2 separate regions of the Homo sapiens genome follow, and region 1 is linked to region 2. The links are chromatin loops, found by intact Hi-C in ENCODE. Cell type or tissue: ascending aorta. All regions are shown on one strand. Links, peaks and the distances in the headings refer to the core of each region. The heading gives the core; the rest is flanking DNA. Region 1 holds the start of MIR4489 (microRNA 4489). Region 2 overlaps SCYL1 (SCY1 like pseudokinase 1).

Region 1 (11,711 bases), core at 1,644-9,643, 110 kb after region 2:
GAGTGCGCGCGGCGCCCGGGGCGCGGGTCGCCGCCGGGGCTCAGGCGAGCGGCCCCGAAGGCATCGAGGTGCCCTGCCTGCTGGGCATCTCGGCCGAGGCTCTGGTGCTGGTGGCGCCGCGCGACGGCCGCGTAGTGTTCAATTGCGCCTGTCGCGACGTGCTGGCCTGGACCTTCTCCGAGCAGCAGCTGGACCTGTACCACGGCCGCGGGGAGGCGATCACGCTGCGCTTCGACGGGTCCCCCGGCCAAGCCGTGGGCGAGGTGGTGGCGCGCCTGCAGGTGAGCTGGAGTGGTAAACTGGGGCCCCTGCGCGCGGCGGGGCGGAGCCTGCTTTGGACCCCTCCCTCCCGCCGCCTTTGTCCCCTACTCCTGCGGAAGGGAAAGTCGAGGAGGGCAGAGCCAGCCCCGGGGCTTGGCAAGGCCGGAACTGGTGCCCTCGGGTAAGCGACTTCTGGTCTTCATCCCTCGGGCGGTGGCACACGCGGCCCTCGGGGACTGTGGAAAGTTCCGTGTGGCCTGGGACGCAGTCCAGGGGGCGGGCGCTGGGGCGGCCCCACCTCCCGGCAGCCCCGCCCACTCGTCCCGCCCCGTCCGCAGCTGGTGAGCCGTGGCTGCGAGACCCGCGAGCTGGCGCTGCCCCGCGACGGTCAAGGCCGCCTGGGCTTCGAGGTGGACGCCGAGGGATTCGTCACGCACGTGGAGCGCTTCACATTCGCCGAGACGGCGGGGCTGCGGCCCGGGGCGCGCCTCCTGCGCGTGTGCGGCCAGACTCTGCCCAGCCTCCGGCCCGAGGCCGCTGCCCAGCTCCTGCGCTCGGCGCCCAAGGTCTGCGTCACCGTCCTGCCCCCCGACGAGAGCGGCCGGCCCCGCAGGTCAGGGTGCCGGGGACGCGGGGAGGTGGGAGGGCCGGCAGTTGGCCACCGCGCAGTCTGCGCCTCCCGGGTCGCCATCAGCAGTTTCAGGAACCCAGTGTGGATACCTTTCCTTCTGGAAAGAATCTCCCGTCTCTTAGCCCGTCTGAGCCTGTCTCTTCCTGTCTCTGTCTCTCTCTCTTTCTCTGTCCTTCCTTCCTCTCTCTCTCCTCTCTCTTTTTTTTTTTTTTGAGACGAAGTATCCCTCTTGTTGCCCGGGCTGGAGTGCAATGGCGTGATTTCGGCTTACTGCAACATCCGCCTCCCAGGTTCAAGCAGTTCTCCTGCCTCAGCCTCCCTTGTAGCTGGGATTACAGGCATGCACCACCACGGCCGGTTAATTTTTTCTATTTTTAGTAGAGATGGGGTTTCACCAAGTTGGCCAGGCTGGTCTCGAACTCCTGACCTCAGGTGATCCACCTGCCTCGCCCTCCCAAAGTTCTGGGATTACAGGCGTGAGTCACCGCGCCCTGAACCTCTATCTTCATATGTAGAATGGGACCAGTTAAGCGCGTTGCTCCCACTGCTTAAAAGATCAAATAGCAGCCCCCACTATCTTTTTTTTTAAGTATTGGCACCCGCCCACCCAACACACACACTACACACTATTGATAACTTCCTGTGCTAAGCCAGGGGTAGGCAAACATTTTCTGTAAATGGCCAAATAATAAATATTTTAGGCTTTCTGGACCATCTGGTCTCTGCCGCAGCTACTCTGTCGTAGGTAAATGAATAAATAAATGTGCCTGTGTCTCGCTAAAACTTTATAGACACTGAAATTTGGATTTTACATGATTTTAACTTATCATGAAATATTCTTTTGATTTTTCCACTAGTTAAAAATGTAAAATCCGGACCGGGCGCGGTGGCTCATGCTTGTAATCCCAGCACTTTGGGAGGCTGAGGCGGGTAGCTCACCTGAGGTCAGGAGTTCGAGACCAGCCTGGCCAACATGCTGAAACCCGTCTCTAGTAAAAATACAAAAATTAGCCAGGTGTGATGGCAGGCATCTGTAATCCCAGCTACTTGGGAGGCTGAGGCAGGAAAATCACTTGAACCCAGGAGGTGGAGGAGGTTGCCATGAGCTGTGATCGCGCCATTGCACTCCAGCCTGGGCAACAAGAGCAAAACTCCATCTCAAAAAAAAAAAAAAGTAAAATCCATGCTTAGCTCGCAGTACAGAAACTGGCACATCTGCTTTAGAAAAGAAAAGGAAAAGGCACAGGCTGGATTTGGCTACAGACAGTAGTTTTGGGATTTAAGCAATTTACACGTGTTATTTAAATCCTCACAGCACACTATGAGGTTCGTACTATTATCCCCATTTCACAGATGGAGAAATTGATGTTCAGAGTGATTTGCTTGGGATATACAGGGGCAGCACTGGAATTTGAACCATGGTCTGGAAAAATGGCCAGTAACCAGGCAGACATTTTTCACTGTTGTCAGGATGCCGGGGAGCTCTCCTGCTCCTGGAAGTGAGCCTGGCGGGCTGGGGGTGGGGCTAGTGATGCAGGACGCTGGGGACTGGAGAAGTCCTGCCTGACCCTGTCCCACCCCACAGGAGTTTTTCGGAGCTGTACACGCTGTCGCTGCAGGAGCCTAGCCGGCGGGGGGCCCCAGATCCTGTGCAGGATGAGGTCCAGGGGGTGACCCTGCTGCCCACCACAAAGCAGCTGCTGCACCTGTGCCTGCAAGATGGTGGCAGTCCTCCAGGGCCTGGGGATCTGGCCGAGGAGAGGACTGAGTTCCTGCACAGCCAGAACTCGCTGTCACCACGCAGGTGCACACTCTTGGCCTTCCCTCTCCTCCAGGCCTCTGGGAAAGCGGCTTCCCTTTCTGAGCCACCCCTGCTCTCCCCAGCTCTCTGTCGGATGAGGCCCCAGTCCTGCCCAACACCACCCCGGACCTCCTCCTGGCCACCACAGCCAAGCCATCAGTACCCAGTGCTGACAGTGAGACACCCCTGACCCAGGTGAGCAGAAACCAGGCTCTGGAGCCCAACAGCACAGTGGTGACAGTGGGCATCACTGAATCTGTATCCACTTCTGTGGCACAGGACAGGCCAGGCAGTCCCAGTGGCTCTGAGGACAAGGGCAACCCGGCGCCGGAGCTGAGGGCCTCCTTTCTGCCACGTACCTTGTCTCTGCGGAACTCCATCAGCAGGAGTGAGTCTGGACCCAGGAGAGCAGGGGAGGGGTTGGGGGGTGCTCCTGGGCTTCCCTAGCTCAGCCTGCTCCTTGTGCCCACAGTCATGTCGGAGGCGGGCAGTGGGACCCTGGAGGACGAGTGGCAGGCCATCTCGGAGATTGCCTCTACTTGCAACACCATTCTGGAGTCGCTGTCCCGAGAGGGTGAGGCCACCAGGGTGCTGCGGTAAGCCTGGGCAGTGCTCTTGCCCCCTTTCTGACCTGCCCACCTGATCCCTTTGTCCCCACAGGACAGCCCATCCCAGAGAGTGGAGACCCTAAGGGAACTCCAAAATCTGATGCTGAGTAAGCTCCCCAACTCCCCACAGCCGCTTTACCTGCCCACATGACCCCCCCTTCGTGCCTGTCTGCTGGGGTGGAGCTCTGTCCTGGGCTCTGCTGCCACATATGCCTAGAAGACCAGCGGGGCCCCTCTCATTAGCTGGGGCTGGGAGTCAGCTGGTGCACTGCCCCCTGCCTTGGTCCTGCTGAGTCTTGACCCCCATGTCTTCAGGCCAGAGCCTGGGAACCTCTCAGAGAAGGTCTCTCACTTGGAGTCCATGCTCAGGAAGCTGCAGGAGGACCTGCAGAAGGTGAGGGGTGGGCTGAGCTTGGGGGGAGTCACAGGGCTGCCCCAGGAAAGGGGCTGGCGGCTCTGACTCCTGTCTCCCCGGCACCCCAGGAGAAGGCGGACAGGGCGGCCCTGGAGGAGGAGGTGCGGAGCCTGAGACACAACAACCGGCGGCTGCAGGCGGAGTCTGAGAGTGCAGCCACACGCCTCCTCCTGGCCTCCAAGCAGCTGGGCTCACCCACCGCCGACCTGGCCTGAGCCGTCTGGAACCACCTGGGCCCCTGAGGGCACTGTGGTCACACTGGGCCCTCCTCAGGAACTCTCCCTGCGCAGAGGCGTGTCTTAGCACTGCCCCCCTCCCTAGCCCCTTATTTGGTGGCGGAAGTGGCCTCCACCCCTTCCCTGTTTGTAAATATTCTGTGGAGAAAAGAGGACTTCAGGGAGTAAAAAAGCCACTGATGTCTGTGTCTGAACATGTGTCCAAGACAGGGCAGGGCAAGGGGTTTTGCCTCCAGAGGCCCCAGCCAAACTCCTCGGACCAGTCAGGACAGGCCCTGGGAACACTGGCTCAGAGATGGGCTGGCACTCACTGAGGGGTCCCTGAGGCCAGGCCACTGCTTGGCTTCTCTCCCATAACGTTTATTTGGTTCTGCAGGGAAGCAGGTGGCCACACCCCACAGCTACCCTGGCCGTGCATCACAAGGCCCTGTGCCTCAGTGCAGGCCTCACTCTTCTCTCTGAAGCCACTGAGCCCCCAGGCCTTGTCCTCTCTCTACCCACCTGGCCACTTCTTGCAGGGCCCAATTCCAGAGGCGGTGGCATCTCCGCCTCAGTTGACTGGGGCTGTTTCTATGTCCTGGAGGAAACGGGCCCTTGACCCACTTCCCTCCTCACCAGCCTATGGTCCTCTCTGTTCCTCGCGAGGCCAGGCCTTTCCCCGAAGTGGCATCATCAAGTCCAAACTTGGGACTTTGTCTAAATCCTTTGGTTTCTGGACCTGAGGCCCAGATAGGGCAGACTTGCCCAGCATCTCATGCCTATTCCAGTCCCTTCCCTAGGCTGGCTGAAGCTCCATGGTGAGACCTAGGCCCTGGGTCTGTTAACTTAGGTGCTGGCAGGATGAGCTAGGCTCGGAGAAACAGAGCATCTGAGGATCAGGAAGGCTTCATGGAGGAGGTAATATGAGGGCTGAGTTTTGAAGGCTGGGTAGGAGTTCACCAGGCAGAGACGTCAGAGGTATCCTGGTAGGACCAGTCTGGCTGAGGCCTGCTGGACTAGAGCCAAGGCACACCCAGGAACCCAGCGTCAAAGAAGCCAGATCAGAAAGGGTTGTGAAGGTGCACTAGGGATCCTGGGTTAGCAGTTCCCAAGACTGCCACTTTTTCCTGGTTGTGGACTAGTGTGGAAGGCTGTGGTCACTGAGGGTGTGTCTGCAGAAAACTCGGATCTGGTCTTGTGGTTGATGTTTGAAGGGAGATTGATGGGGTGAGATCTGGATGTCAGAGCTCTTTGGCTGCAGGGAGGCGGCTGTAGCCGCAGTCCAGTGGGAGGTCTAGTGGTGACTTAAACTCAGTGATAGCAGTGACAGTGGGGAGAAGTGGGCAGATTTTCCAGGACCTCGTGGAAGGACTGGACGCAAGTTACTAAGGGAAGAGGCGGCATCTACGGTAGTGGCCAGGTTTCCGGCTGGAGCCCTTGGAAGGTGGCAGGGCCAGGGCTGACAGGGAAAAGGAGAGGCAGGCTGGGGATGGCTGAGGTCATTTGGAACAGGATGAGTTTGAGAGGCCCGAGGACGTCAGAGTGGAGATGTCCAGGGGCTGGTGCGCAGGGGAGAGAGATCTGGGTTGGATACGAGGACTTGGAGCTGCTGAGCCATGAGCATGATGGGGTCATTCACGAATGAGAGAAGAACCAGGAGAGGTCTTCGTGGGTCACGGGAGGTCGCGGGACCGAGAAAGCCAAGAGGAGGGAGGCGCAGCCTGGGCTGCAGGGCCTTGGCTCCCTGGTTTCCCTCTGGGCCTCGGGTCGCGGACCTCCGGTCGGGGTCCCTGCGCAGCTCAGCCGTCGGCTTCCTCAGCGTTAGGAGCCTTCTCACCCCGCCCGCTTCCTCCCCGACCCCGCCTCCCAGGCGCTCCCCGGCAGCTTCGCCCGGGTCCTGACCTGGCCACCGCGAGCCCGGGCTCCGCCCCTCGCGTGGGAGTTCCGCCGAGGCCCGCCCTCGCTCCAAGCCCCGCCCCTGGCCGCCCCCCCGGAGCCGGAGCCCCGTGGAAAACGCCACTTCCTCGACGGAATTGGCCTGCCGTCTCGCCGGCGCCGCCCGTCGGAGCCTGCACCCAGGGCCTTTTCTGTTCCTAGGAGACTCGCTGAATTTTGGGACGCGTCCCGCTGACGATAACTCCTTTTCCCCTGCTATTGTCCTCCCGCGACGGTGCGAAGCCCAAACGAAGACGCCATCGGCCTCGGCGGGGATTTTCCCCAGACGCTGGACCCGGCCTCCGGTTGCTGCGGGCTCCTTGTGCGCCTGCGCAGTCGAGAAGGGGGCCCACGCCGGCCAGCGCTTTTTGCTGCTGCGCTTGCGCTGGGGCAAAGCGGAAGTACGTCCAGCTGTAGCCCTTGTGGGCTGCGGCTGGGCCTTTGTTTTGGCTTCCTGAGGCTGTGGATTGAAGATTTCACCGTTCCTCCCAGAACAGAGTATCAAAGCATCGGTGGGCCGGGTAGATCTTTACCTGGCACCACACATTCCCCAAGAGAAGCACACACTCCCTGGGCCACCCAAGGAATTTGGCCCCATCACATCTTTCGAACATCGTTTCTCTTACCTCTGACGCTGGCTAGTCCCTCTTTGACATCCACTCTCAGCTGATCTAAGACCTGGAGCTAATGGGGCCTCTTGGAAGACTCCTGAAACTGCTCCATCCCCACAGCCAGCGGGCTCTACTAGGCTCTCAGTGTGCTAGGACTCTTGCCTTAGCTGCCCGTTTTCATCCACTGGACGGTAACTCGGGGTTTCCAAGGGCATTCTCAGACTGCAAGCTCTCAGAGGACAGTGCACGCATTCACCCAGCTCTCTACCACCAATGTCTGGCCTGATGTGACTAGCAAAATGTGTGCTCAGTGTTTGCTGAAAAAAAGCGGATCTCTAGCCAGCTTGGCAACAGATTTATTAGTTCAGAGTAGAAAGAGCAAGAGTCCAAGTGCTTTGATTGTTCAGTAAAAACTATGCCTCCTGACTGGAGAGCTGCCAGCCTGCTCTCCCCCACTCTTAACAACTTACCCTACTATTAAGGCACTTGAGAAGAGGGAGAGCAAGGAAGTCCCAGACCAAACCCCTTCTGGATCCTGGAGAGAGCCAGTGCTGTTGCACTGGTTTCCTTCAGCCATGGTTGAGCAAGGAAAGAGCCGGCAGAGACCTCTGTAGGGCAGGAAGGCCAGCCCCTCAAACGCTGGTGTTAGGCACAGGGACAATGCCAGTGCCATACAGGGGCTGGTATCTGGGGCGTTATTTTGATTAAGCTGTAATGAATCCATGATGGAAGACACTTGATAAGGCTTTGTGGGCTCAAAGGCCTTACCTCCAGCCTGCTTCTGTCTCTAGGAGAGTACCAGAAGCTGGAGGATGGGGATGGGGGACCCCAGAGTTCCCTACAGAGAAGGGAGCTGACCATCAGGACAGGGGAAAAGTTTGAGTTTCCCCAGCTCCCCCCTTTCCAGAGAAGTTAATGCTTCTGCTTAAGCACCTCCAAAAAGAGAGAGAGATACAGATACTGACAATAAAAGAATAAAATATGGCTCCCCCCTCCAAGGAAGACATCCACAAAGTTGGGGGCAGTTGGAACACACCCCACCAGAATCCGTAAGTGCTTTTGGAGGGCTTCAATCCCCTGCAACCCAGTGCTCTGGGGAGGGCAGGCGTCACCCCCTTAGGAGCTGATCTGACTCAGCAGGGCTGAGAAGTCCATGTCCGCAATGGAGGAGAAGTCTTCATCTCCTGAAAGGAGGCCATTGGGGAGCCCCGGGGCCCCCAGTGGAGCAGGAGCTGGGTCGGGGGGCCTCTGGGCCCCTGTCACTAGGCGAGTTATAGCCTCAGGGTACTCCATCAGCATGGGCTCAGTTGTGTGGGGGGCCACAGGTATGCCCTGGTTCAGCAGCTGCTGAAACTCGGAGTTGTCGACGGATGCCAGGTCTGTGAACACAGCTGGGTCTGTGCTGTTGCCAAGCAAGGCCCCCAGGTCTTCATCATCAAACTGCAGCTGCAGCAGGGCCTCTGACAGCGTTCCTTCCCCAGCCTGGGTGGGCTTGGGGGCAGGTGGGGCCACAGCCTGAGGAGGGCCTGGGGCTAGGACTGGGACAGGGGCTGGGGCCTGGGCCAGAGCTGATACCATGGCTGGAGCAGGGGCAGGGGCTGGAGCCTGGGGCAGGACTTGGGGAGGGGCCGGGGCCAAGGCCGAGGCCTGGCTGATCTGCCCAGAAGGAAACACCATGGTGGGAAACTCATCATAGTTGATGGTGCTCAGGGATGACGTAAAGGGATAGGGCTGGGGTGCTGGAGGAGAGAGACAGAGAGGCAGGGGTCAGAGAAAGCCCTAGAGATCCACCCCGTCCTCTGTACCCCAGCCCCTCTTCATGGTGCTCAGGCTCAATCCCTCTCTAGGGAGTCACTGCCAACACCCTATCTCCTTCCTCTTACCCCATCTGACCCAGCCTGTAGGGTCCAGTTCTAGCCACACCTCCACCTTGGAGTCCTCCCTGACTACTCAAGCCCACGAAACTCTTCCAGCCTTTTAGAGGAAGGGACACTTGGAGAGATAAGCTGGACTCCTCAGTTTACAGCTGAAAAACTAAGTCCTGAGAGGCAATGAGCCCATGGAGCACCAAGTGAGCAGCGGCCTGAAGTGCAGAGCTTGTCAGTTTTTGAGCCTCGCACAGGCACACACATCTTGCTAATTTAGAGGTGATTTTTGTTCCCCCAATTCAAGTGAGAGATGAGAGCAGAGATTCTGCATTTTTAACTTCTGATTCCCAAGATACCCAATATAGAATTTAAGTGGCACGGTGGTTCCCAGGCTTCAGTGTGCATTAGCATCCCAGGAAGTCGCTGGTTCCTGCGCCATCCTTTCAAAGCCTCTGATTCAGTAGGTCTGTAATGGGGCCCAGGAGTCTTCATCTCCACTGCTCCTCAGCTGAACAGAGCTGAACCTGTCGTTCCAGTGGGACAAAAGGAAATCCTTACCTGGCTTGGGGACAGAAGCTGAGCTGCGGGAAGGCACAGCAATGCGTCGAGGTGGAGGCCGGGGGTCGGTGGGTCCTGTAGGGCAAGGGCTAGGTCAGTTCTCAGCCCCAGGGTGTCCCCTCCCTGCCCGCTGCCTTCCTCTCTGGCTTTCCCAGTCCCCATCTCACCGCTGAAAGGACTCTTCTTCATGATGCTCTTGAAGGTCTCATATGTCCTTTTACGTTTCTCCTCAATCCGGTGACGATCGTCTGGGAAAGTAAGGGGGAGAAGTGGGACTTGCTCTCCTCAGGTGGGTCCCCGACGCTCTCAAAGGTCCCTCAGGAGGAAGGGGAGGAGCCAGGCTTTCCCAAGACCCATTCTCCCAACCTTCTCTGCCAATGAGAAGGGATGTGTGACACTCAGCAGTTCTGAGAATCCCACAGCTTTTGGAGGCCTCTGTTGGCTGAATCTGCCCCTCTAAGACCACATGGTGAGGCCGAGTACAGGGGCCATGCTCTGGGCAAAGAGGAGACCTGGGGGGCCCCAGCCTCCAGCTCACACCTTCCTGCACTGCTCACATCCTGGCTCATTGTCAGCCTCCACCCAGGCCTGGCGAGAATTTCTTGGCACTCTGGGGCAGCTGAGGCACAACTGCCTTAAGACTTCAGCAGAGACTCTTATTCTTATCTCTAATGGTTTCATATTTTAGTCAGAGCTTTCAGAACTGTCTTTCTAATTACAGTGGTATTTCAGTAGCTCCAAAGCACTTCAATTCCATCAATTCAAAGACAACCTCATCATCCCTCAAAAACTAGGTTCTTTCTCCTGCATTCCCTGACCATCCGCCATCTGCCCTGTCACCAAAGCTAGAAACCTTGGAATGATTATCTTCTTTTCTCTCACTCCCCGCCAGTAACTTGACATATATTTATCAAGCACCTACTATGTGCCAGCCTCCCTTCTAGACACTGGGGATGTGGCCGTGAGTATGCACACAAGGTGTCTGCTCCCAAAAAGTTGGCATCCTAGTGAAAAAGTGAGAGGGACACAATCATATATACAAACCAGAAAATCTCGGCCAGGCGTGGTGGCTCACGCCTGTAATCCCAGCACTTTGGGAGGTCGAGGCGGGTGGATCACGAGGTCAAGAGATCGAGACCACCCTGGCCAACATGGTGAAAACCCCGTCTCTACTAAAAATACAAAAAATTAGCCGGATGTGGTGGCGGGCGCCTGTAGTCCCAGCTACTCGGGAGGCTGAGGCAGGGAGAATCACTTGAACCCGGGAGGTGGAGGTTGCAGTGAGCCGAGATTGCACCACTGCACTCCAGCCTGGGCGACAAGAGTGAGACTCTGTCTCAAACAAACAAACAAAACCAAACCAGAAAATCTCAAGTGACGGTGGTCCAGGGACGATATGGTGATGTAACAATACTGGAAGTGAGGTCAGGACAGTCTAAATGTAGAGGGAAGGGCTAATTTAGAGGTCAGGGAAGGACTGGCATGAGCCACTTGCATTAAAACCTTGGGCATTCCAAGCAGAGGCAACAGCTAGACACAGGTCCTGAGGTGAGACTGAGCTTGGTCTGTAAGACGCAAAACGGCTGCAGGGCTGAAGGGTAACTGAGGACAGTGGTGGAGATGTGATCTTGCTCTGCTATTCCTTCTGTAAGGTTTGTGCCGCATCTTCTCTTCCTGGACTACAGCAACATTTCCAGAATGGCCTCCCTGCTTTGAGTCTGTCTGTCTCTGATCTTCTACACGTGGCCTCCTGAGTCAACTTCCAAATCTGCTCCTGTCACCTCTCTGCTTAGAGGCCTTCAGCTTAACCAGGCCCTCCAATCTCTGAGCCTGCTCACTGCCCAACATCAGCTCAAACCACGAAGGTGGCCCTGAATAGGCCGTGCAGTTGCCAACACCCCTTCCCTTCCAGGTGCTGGGCCACCTGCCTGGAGAACACACTTCTGTGTCTTTCTCCAGCTTCAATGCCACCTTCTCCATGCAGCTGTCTCCAGCTCCCCGGAGGCCACTGTGCCCCCGTGCTTCTCTGCGCACACCTCCATTTCACATGTCATTCCGTGACTTAAGGATCTGTTTTGCACATTTGTCTTCCTCAAGTGACTGAGACTCTGAAGGGCAGGGAGCATGTCTTACTCATTTTTTGTATTCACAATACCTGGCACAGGCCCTGGTACCAAGTGGACACTCAAACCTCGACCAAAATGTGGCTGGGCTGTATGGTAGTGACAAGACAACCAGTGTGGCAAAAGGATCCTGAAGCCAGATGGCCTGGGTTCCAACGCTGACTCTGCTAGACTCTGCTACTTACTAGCCACGTGAACCCAGGCAAGTTGGACACTATCTCCTACTTCAAAAGGGTCATGAGATTAAAATCAGGTAATCCAGTGAAGTGCCTGGAATAGGGGCAGATGTGTAGTACTAGCTCAATGTCTGAGGTATCATTATTATTAAATGAGGCAAGAAATGGATTCCAGTTTCTTGGATCCCAAGCTCTGACTCCAGCTTCTGGCCCTCAACCACAGCCCCAGACATGCAGTCTTGGCCTCTCTCTCACGGCACAGAGCCCAGCTGCCCTGATGCTGCCACCCCAGCTGTGTACCTGTATCTGGCAGGTACTGGAATTCCATGGGCTCACTGAGCTCCCGGTCGGAAGGCCGCCGCAGCTGCATGGAGACACGCACAGGAGCCTGCAGGCTGGGGTCTGCGTAGGGAGGGGTCCGGAACACAATGGCCACTTGTCGGTGCACATCAGCTTGCGAAAAGGAGCCTCGGGCCTCCCAGCCTGGTCCCGTGAAATACACCTCAATG
Region 2 (8,000 bases), core at 1-8,000:
TAGAACCAGACCAGTTCTGCTTGGGGGATGGGCTCAGGTTGGGCTGAGGGAGGACTGGGGCTGTCCTCAGAATGGGGCAGAGCTGGGGGCCCAATTTCCCCATCTGGCTGACAGCAGCAGTTTCTGGCCCTCAAGGCTGTTGGAAGGGGCATCTAGATCTCATTCCCCAGCCTTAAAGAGGGGTGAGGGCAGGCCAGGGTCAGCGTCCATTTAATAGATGGGAAACAGGGCCTGAGGAGCAAATGAGGAGGAAGGCAAAAGACAGTGGTGGGGCCCGTGGCTGGGATGATGCTGGGGCGGGCTCACTTGCCCTTTAGCATGGGGTGGGAGTCAGTGGTCCCTTCCCACACTGCAGCAGGAGGCCGAGTCTGTGCTGGCCCAGCAGGACGACTGGAGCACCGGGGGCCAAGTGAGCCGTGCTAGTCAGGTGAGCTGGGTCTGGTGGGGAGGTGTGTGTATGGGGCTCTTTCCTCCTTGGGCCCAGGGCTACTTCCCCCTCCCGCTCTTCTACAGGTCAGCAACTCCGACCACAAATCCTCCAAATCCCCAGAGTCCGACTGGAGCAGCTGGGAAGCTGAGGGCTCCTGGGAACAGGGCTGGCAGGAGCCAAGCTCCCAGGAGCCACCTCCTGACGGTACACGGCTGGCCAGCGAGTATAACTGGGGTGGCCCAGAGTCCAGCGACAAGGGCGACCCCTTCGCTACCCTGTCTGCACGTCCCAGCACCCAGGTACCCAGCACAGGTCTGGCGAGAGGGTAGAGATGGTGGACCTCAGCCAGAAGTGGGCCCCACTGCAGCCCACACTTCTCTTTACAGCCGAGGCCAGACTCTTGGGGTGAGGACAACTGGGAGGGCCTCGAGACTGACAGTCGTAAGTGCTTCCCCTGGGTGGGCTGAAGACTAGGGCTCCCCGACTAGCCCGCCCCTACAGGCCCCCGGCAGGCACTGGCTGGAGAGCTGAGACCGGGGCTCCCCTTCCTGACGCCAGGACAGGTCAAGGCTGAGCTGGCCCGGAAGAAGCGCGAGGAGCGGCGGCGGGAGATGGAGGCCAAACGCGCCGAGAGGAAGGTGGCCAAGGGCCCCATGAAGCTGGGAGCCCGGAAGCTGGACTGAACCGTGGCGGTGGCCCTTCCCGGCTGCGGAGAGCCCGCCCCACAGATGTATTTATTGTACAAACCATGTGAGCCCGGCCGGCCCAGCCAGGCCATCTCACGTGTACATAATCAGAGCCACAATAAATTCTATTTCACACCCCTTGTGCCGGGCTCAGTCTAGCCCCTGGGAGGCGGCTGGGGTCTGGCGCCGCCCTGCGCAGCCCGCGCCCACGTCAGACGTGAACATCAATTTGCTTCGAAAGCCAAGGGTAAAGAGGCACGATCTGATTTATCAGTTTCTAGGAAACACCCTCTGGGAGGAAGGCAGGCAGCGCCCGCCGGAGACCTTACAACCGCCCGCTAACCGGGGAGGGGGGCCGGTAGGGGCGCCTCGGGTCTCAAGGCGCCGGGAGGGTCTGCGGGCCCTGAAGGTCCCTGGGTCCGAGCCACAAGTCGGGGCAGAAGTGAGGCCGAGCTCGCGGAAATCCCTCAGTGATCACCGAGGTCTGGGCCGAGGGCGGCGTCGGCGGCGTCAGCGGCGGCGCTGGGGAACGCAGGCCCCGTGCGGGCGGCTGCGCGCGAAGCCGGCTTTGCAGACGCAGCGGAAGGAGCCGCTGGTGTTCACGCAGCGCTCGCTCTTGCACAGCAGCCCGCGCTGGTTCAGCTCTCGGCACTCGTCGATATCTGAAGGTGAGGGCGACAGGTGCGGCTTCGCTGAGCCTCCAGGCGGCTCCTCACCACCGGCCCCGCCCCTGCCCCCACCCCCGAAGCCCGGCTCACCCACGCAGCGGGCGCGGGAGGCGTCGAGCTGGAAGCCGCCGGGACACTCGCACACGGCGCCGCCCGGCCGCGGCACGCAGCGGCCACTCACGCAGCGACACTCGTCTGAATCCTCCTCTGAACTGTCCTCATCTGCGTGGCCCGGAACAATATGGACTTCAACACTGAGCCCCGGCCAAAGGCTACCAACCCCGCCACCGCCCGACCCGGCAGCACTCACCTCTTGGGGGCTTCCCCAACAGCAGGGGGCTTGTGTCCCAGAAGGAATTGCTCTCGCTCTGCGATGTCGGGCAATGGGACCCTGGGAGGAGCAGAACTGGTCAGCGACGTCCGGGTCCCCGGGCCCTGGCCCCCATCCTCGCTCCCGGCCAACTCCTCCCCGACTGCCTTACCCGCGCCGCGCGGCGGGCACGGTCGGCATTGGGCGCCCCAGCCGCGGCCCTGGCGGCAGCAGCAGTCGTCGAAGGTGAGGGCAGGCCCGGCCAGGGGGCCAGCGCACATGCCGTCCTCTCCGCGCTGGCTCCAGCACACGTCGCGCCGCTCCGGGGCACGCTCTGCGGAAGACACCTGGCATCAGGGGAGGGGCCCAAGGCAGGAACCGCCCGCCTCCGCCCCACCCCACCTGCGCGGGGGCCACGTGACGGACAGGGCCCCGGGATCGGCCAAGGCCAACCCTCGCCCTCACCGGCCGGGCTCTCGGGGAGCTGGCAATCGCGGCCGGAGGGCCCGGGCACCCAGGGCGGGCGACACTCGCAGCGGTAGGAGCCCGGCAGGTTGACGCAGCGGCCAGGGCGGCAGGCTGCCGGGTCCTGGCACTCGTCCACGTCTACGAACAGCGAGGGGGTGGGTGGGGGCCGTCACAGCTCGGCCCGGGCCCCGCCCCTCCCGCGTACCCCACTCCCCGGCCCGGGCCTCACCCATCTCTTCCGGGCTCAGGCACTGGCGCTGCGCGGGACTGTACTCGGCAGGGGGCGTGCAGGCACAGCGGTAGCCGCCGCGCGTGTTCTCACACACTCCGTTCCGGCAGTTGGACTCGTCCAGGCACTCGTCCACGTCTGCAGGGAGGAAAAGCGTGGGTAGCAGGGGCAGGCCCGGGATGGGCGCGGTGGCGCGTGTCTCCCTGCCGCTTCCCCACGGCCGCCGGGGGGCGGAGCTCACCCACGCATTCCAGCAGGTTCCCGTCGTAGTAGAAGCCCTGCTTGCAGTAGCACTCGTAGCCAGGCTGCGTGTTCACGCACTTGCCCTCCTTGCAAATCTCCGACCCGAACAACATGCACTCGTCGATGTCTGCGGGGTGACAAACACTGGCCGCTCCGGTCCCGCAGCTGCAGCCCGGAGGCGTGGGCTGGGCGCACCACCGGAGCGAAGCCATCCCCGGGCGGGGCCTACAGGAGGGGCGGGGCCTACAGGGCGGGGCCTGCGAGGAAGGTGCGGGCGGGGCTTACCCGGCGCGGGCAGCTGACCCAGCGAGTCCCGGCGGGATCCGGGCGAGCCCAACCCGGGGTGAGAGGGCGCGGGGCGGGCGGAGCCGCAGGGCGCTTACCACGGTGGGCTGGGATGCCGTAGTTGACGATGTTGTTGTCCTGGGTGTAGCCCTTTCCGTCTGGGCAGAGGCTGTGGAACTCGGCTGCAGGGGCAGGGCGGCCGTGGGGAGGGAAGAGGCAGGACTGAGCGCGCGCGTGGGCTTAGGGCTGCAGCCCGCCGCCTATTTCCCAACTGCCAGGGGGCGCCATTTCCCACATTTGGCTTCCAGATGAAGAAACTGAAGATCTGGGAAGGGGCCTGCCCGGCTCCTGACCTGAGCTGTAGACTGGGCAGGGGTAGATTTCGCAGTGGTCGCCCCAGCCGGCCCCCAGAGAGCAGCAGCACTCCTGCTGGGTCACGTTGGTGGCCAATACGCTGTCGCAGAACACTGTGTCATCGAAGTTCAGGTAGCACTCCTTCTTGTGGTGGGGCTGCTCCACCTCTGAGGGGCAGACGGCAGCTCAGGGTTGTGCACAGACCCCCCTTGGCCCTGTCCACCCTGCCCACCCACCACAGGTCTTTCCCCCCACATTCCCTGGCTCCCCTTAGCCTCCTCCTGAGAGTTGGCTCTGTTCTCAACGTGGTGTTCTGGACCCTTCATCGTCTGGCCCCACCAGACTCCCCCAGCCAAAAGAGATTTCTTCCGGTTCCCCAAATTTAGGAGGGTGGGGCCAGGACACATCTCTGAATCCCAGCTGCAGCTCAGGGGAGTTGTCCAGTCCGAGGGAGGAGCTGGGAGGACACTCACCCTCACAACCGTGCTGGTCCTGGGTGGGAGTGAAGCCCTCATCGCAGACACACACATAGGAGCCCTGAAGGTTCTTGCAGGCCCCATGGGGAAGGCACAGGCTCGGGTCCTGGCTGCACTCATCTATGTCTGCGGGGCAAGAGTAGCGCAGCTGGAAACCCAGCCCCTCTTTCCCTGGGGCTGCACCTCAAGGGCCTCACACAAGTTCAGAACCTGAATTTCCACTTTGGTTTCAAAGTATGTACAGCAGGAAGTCTGCTGTGTCTGTGCATGTGTCTGAATGTGCATGTGGACATTAGCTGCTGTCCTTCATAACACCTTCAGTGGCTCCCACTAACCTTACAAAACCTAAAAGTATCAGAAGCCCAAATGGAAAGGCCTCAAATGCAATTGAGCTTCCGATACCTTTAGGTCTCATCACGCCTTACTCTAGACCACCCTCCACTCCCCAACTCTGTGCTCAGGGCACCCTCCCCTCCTCTGTAAACACAACTAGCTCCTTCCAGATCTCTATGCTTTGCAATTACTGCTCTTTGGTCCTGGAATGACTTCTCGTGCCTTGCCTTTCCCATGCCTAGGGAACTCCTACTTACGTTTCAGTCCAGTTCAACATTCACCTCCCCATTGCAATTAATCATTAGTCTATACCTTTCTTGGCACCCAGGACCCTGAACTGTCAGAATCAGTTTACATGTTGGCCTCCCCTAGCTGGGAGCCCTGGGTGATTGTTGATTACCTAGTACAAAGCACAGAACCTGGAAAATAGTAGGTGCTCAATAAACTTTTTTTTTTTTTTTTTTTTTTTTTGAGATGGAATCTCACTCTCTGCCCAGGCTGGAGTACAGTGGCGTGATCTCGGCTCACTGCAACCTCCGCTTCCCATCTTCAAACGATTCTTCTGCCTCAGCCTCCCGAGTAGCTGGGACTACAGGCGTGCGCCATCACGCCCGGCTAATTTTTGTATTTTTAGTAGAGATGGGGTTTCACCATATTGGCCAGGCTGGTCTTGAACTCCTAACCTCATGATCCGCCCGCCTCAGCCTCCCAAAGTGCTGGGATTACAGGCATGAGCCACCGCCCCCAGCCTGAGCCACTGCACTCAGCCTAAACTTTTGTTGGATGAATGCATGTGTATGGGTGAGTTGATGGGGAAGACCAATACATTAATATCTGTAAAGAGCTTAACAGAGTGCCTGGCACATAGTAAGCACCACGATAGCACTAACTGTCATGTTTACTGTGATCATTGTTATTCTAGGTGAAAGACTGGAAGGCTGAGCAGATGGATGGGTGGGTGAGTGGAAGGATGAATGGAAGGATGGATGGATAGAAGGATGGATGGATGGATGGATGGATGGATGGATGGATGGATGGATAGATGGATGGATGGATGGATGAAGGATGGTTGGATGGGTGGATGGATGGATGGAGAAAGGCCACAGTGTGTCTAGGGAATTACTGCTCCCTGCCACATCCCTCAGGAACCCTCAGCCAGTCCCCCATACCTTGGCATTTCCTGCCACCCACCAGCCGATGCCCCTGGGGGCAAAGACATCTGTAGGAGCCATTGGTATTGATGCAGTCACCCCCAATGCAGGCTGCAGGGAAGTCACACTCATCAATGTCTGTAGGGGATGGAAGGGGTGGAGAATCTCAGGGGCTGATCACCAACCCCAGCCTGAGGCAGCCAAAGCTTTCTCCCAGAGCCCTGGGTCAGTCCCACGCCCCTATGCCCCAACTGAGATCTGGATTAGGACTGGACCCTGGGGGGTGGGGGTCCTGGGGTAGGGAGGGACAGGTCAGCACCCCAGCTCTAAGATCCCTCACCCTCGCAGTGGCTCCGGTCCCTGGACAGATGGTAGCCAGAGAGGCACTGACACTGGAAAGATCCTGGCGTGTTGCTGCAGATGCCATTGTCACACACGTCCCCAGCCTCACACTCGTCCACATCTGCAGGGCATAGGGGGTGTCAGAGGACCAGGCTGGGTGGTCTTGGGTTTCTACTACTGTTTTCTCACTTCTGCGCATGGCCTGGAGCACCAGAGCTGAGGCCAGCAGCACTCAGAAGCACAGGCCTCACCCTGCTTCTGGGTGGCACACAGTGCCCTGACGACCAGGTCAGGTGCTGCCAGGGTCCCTAGGCCAGGTCTGATGCTAAAGAGCCTCCCCAGCCTCCCCCGCCCTCTCTCCCTGCCCCAGCCGCTTTCACTGCTGCTCCCACCCTTCCCTCACCTGCCATGGCTCCCTTTTTCCTCTGGGGATAAACTCCCTATCCTTGTTCTTCCCACTTTCTTCTGCTCATGCAGTAAAGGAACTTGACCCTCCCCCGGGACACACTTTCCTGAGGCCTCTCTGATGGAGCCAGTTGTTGCCCACATCCCAGACCCCTCCAAGCCTGAGCTCGGCCTCTGAGGTGCCGCCGGCCTCCTGCAGCCTCAGTCCTCCTGTGGCTGTCAGCACCCACCTTCCTCATTCCTCCTGCTCTGTTTTTCTCTCCATCCTGGGAGTTTCGAACATCCGCGTGGACAACCAGGTCAGCCTCTGACCTCACATTCCTGGATCTCTCGGCTTCCGTGACCTTCCCCTCACTCTCAGGGTCCCAAGGGGATTTTCATCACTCAGATCTGCTCCACCCTGGGGCCCTCAGAGGCTGCCTTCTTTCCACTGTTCTCAAGTCCTCACCTCCACCTTCTCTCTCACAGGGCTTGGTGGCCTCCCTCTCAGTCCTCCGAGCTTGCCTGACACCCCCAGACTCTGATAGTTCCCAGCTGGAGCCCAGGGCTTATCATCCCTAGGACTCCCGTCCCTGATCCATAAACACCTCTCCTTCCTCCTCACTGTCTGGCAATGCCCAGTCTCTGGTCAGAGCTGTGGCCTGTGGATCCTGGGTGCGGAGTGGGACTGGAGCAGCCACCAAGCTGAGCATGCTGGAACATACCCACAGGCTTCAGCCTCAGTCCAACAGAGCCTCGTGTGGCTGGCACCTCCCTCTCTGACTCCTCTAAAGCTTTGACTTCCATAAAGCCCCTAGGCAGCCCCATGCCCTGGGATACTTCCAAACCGCCACTGTTCTCCTGAGTCCCCTACTCAACCCAGGCCCTTCACTGTGTATTGAGAGAATTAAAGGTAATCCCCCTTAACCCACTGAACATCGTTATCTACATCCATTCCCCTCCTGCTCCTGTTACAGCAAGAGATGTCCCTTCCGCTGGCTCTCCTCCCTCCTCTCCTGACCCTGCTGCCCTCGTCTCCTGGTCCACTCTCCTGGCATCACCTCCTCAGCCTATACCAAAGCCCCACTTTGGAAGAGCAAGAGTCCCCAGGTCTTGTTCTTCTTCACTTTCTGCCCACATATCTCTGGCCTCTGTCCCTATCATATCCCAAAAGCTACCCTGCCAAGGCTACCAGGGACCTTCTTGCCAAGGAAGGCATCACTAGGATTTCCATGTAGGATTAGGGGGCAGACCCCTAAGTCTTGTCCTAAGACTTATTGTCTCACCAGTTATTATTTTACAAGAACCTCTCTACTGCACTTGGCTCATCCTCCTCCTTCCCTGGAAATATGTCCTCCCCAGCTTCCCAGATGGTGCCCCTCAGGCGCCCCTGCCATCCCTCCCCCACCATCTCCTCCAACGCCTTCCGCAGCCTGCCCCTGAACTGTCAGTGTCCACAAGGCTCTGCTAGATGCTCTGCTTACCCAACCCACCTTGGGTTGGCTAAGCAGGCCCACCCAAGACTCCATAGCTCCCCCGGTCCATGGTCCATCATTCCAGGTGGGTATGCTGGCATCTCCTGCTGAGAGGCTCACAGGCACAATCCATTCAATTTGTCCAATGTGGAGCTCAGCATTTTCC

The links. Peaks named below come from ENCODE experiments on the same cell type or tissue, not always from the same donor. Only the 100,000 strongest peaks of a DNase experiment are listed, where the experiment ranks them.
Region 1: a loop joins it to region 2, with 2.5 times the contacts of the local background. A loop is called at or near these places in 6 of 110 quality-filtered maps.

The regions. Positions count from the first base shown.
Region 1 is chr11:65,646,785-65,658,495 of GRCh38, forward strand. SIPA1 (signal-induced proliferation-associated 1) reads left to right here. Exons shown (of 16, transcript NM_006747.4): 8 at 1-281; 9 at 600-874; 10 at 2,478-2,696; 11 at 2,777-2,888; 12 at 2,973-3,081; 13 at 3,166-3,267; 14 at 3,354-3,408; 15 at 3,617-3,695; 16 at 3,785-4,128. The coding sequence ends at 3,931. RELA (RELA proto-oncogene, NF-kB subunit) reads right to left here. Exons shown (of 11, transcript NM_021975.4): 8 at 11,503-11,711; 9 at 9,071-9,151; 10 at 8,904-8,978; 11 at 6,817-8,216. The coding sequence ends at 7,594. MIR4489 (microRNA 4489) reads left to right here and starts at 2,408; the gene lies at 2,408-2,469. RefSeq lists a silencer at 5,717-5,956 and enhancers at 6,017-6,496, 6,507-6,556, 7,297-7,797. In ascending aorta, for the core only: no CTCF peak of the experiment used is centred there; DNase peaks (open chromatin) are centred at 4,670, 4,967, 5,877, 6,217 and 1 weaker place; H3K4me3 peaks cover 2,159 bases; H3K27ac peaks cover 4,111 bases.
Region 2 is chr11:65,537,454-65,545,453 of GRCh38, forward strand. It overlaps SCYL1 (SCY1 like pseudokinase 1), which reads left to right. Exons shown (of 18, transcript NM_020680.4): 15 at 356-427; 16 at 514-729; 17 at 817-871; 18 at 989-1,251. The coding sequence ends at 1,113. It overlaps LTBP3 (latent transforming growth factor beta binding protein 3), which reads right to left. Exons shown (of 28, transcript NM_001130144.3): 17 at 5,974-6,096; 18 at 5,652-5,771; 19 at 4,147-4,275; 20 at 3,673-3,840; 21 at 3,418-3,501; 22 at 3,033-3,161; 23 at 2,792-2,929; 24 at 2,560-2,700; 25 at 2,267-2,428; 26 at 2,095-2,175; 27 at 1,875-2,006; 28 at 1,106-1,778. The coding sequence ends at 1,627. Among named protein-coding and RNA genes, the nearest start is that of SCYL1, 16 kb to the left of the region's middle. RefSeq lists enhancers at 551-1,055, 1,056-1,559, 3,165-3,459, 3,676-3,725 and silencers at 2,416-2,615, 2,666-3,425. In ascending aorta, for the core only: CTCF peaks have their summits at 2,837 and 3,600; DNase peaks (open chromatin) are centred at 2,938 and 3,428; H3K4me3 peaks cover 2,154 bases; H3K27ac peaks cover 2,894 bases.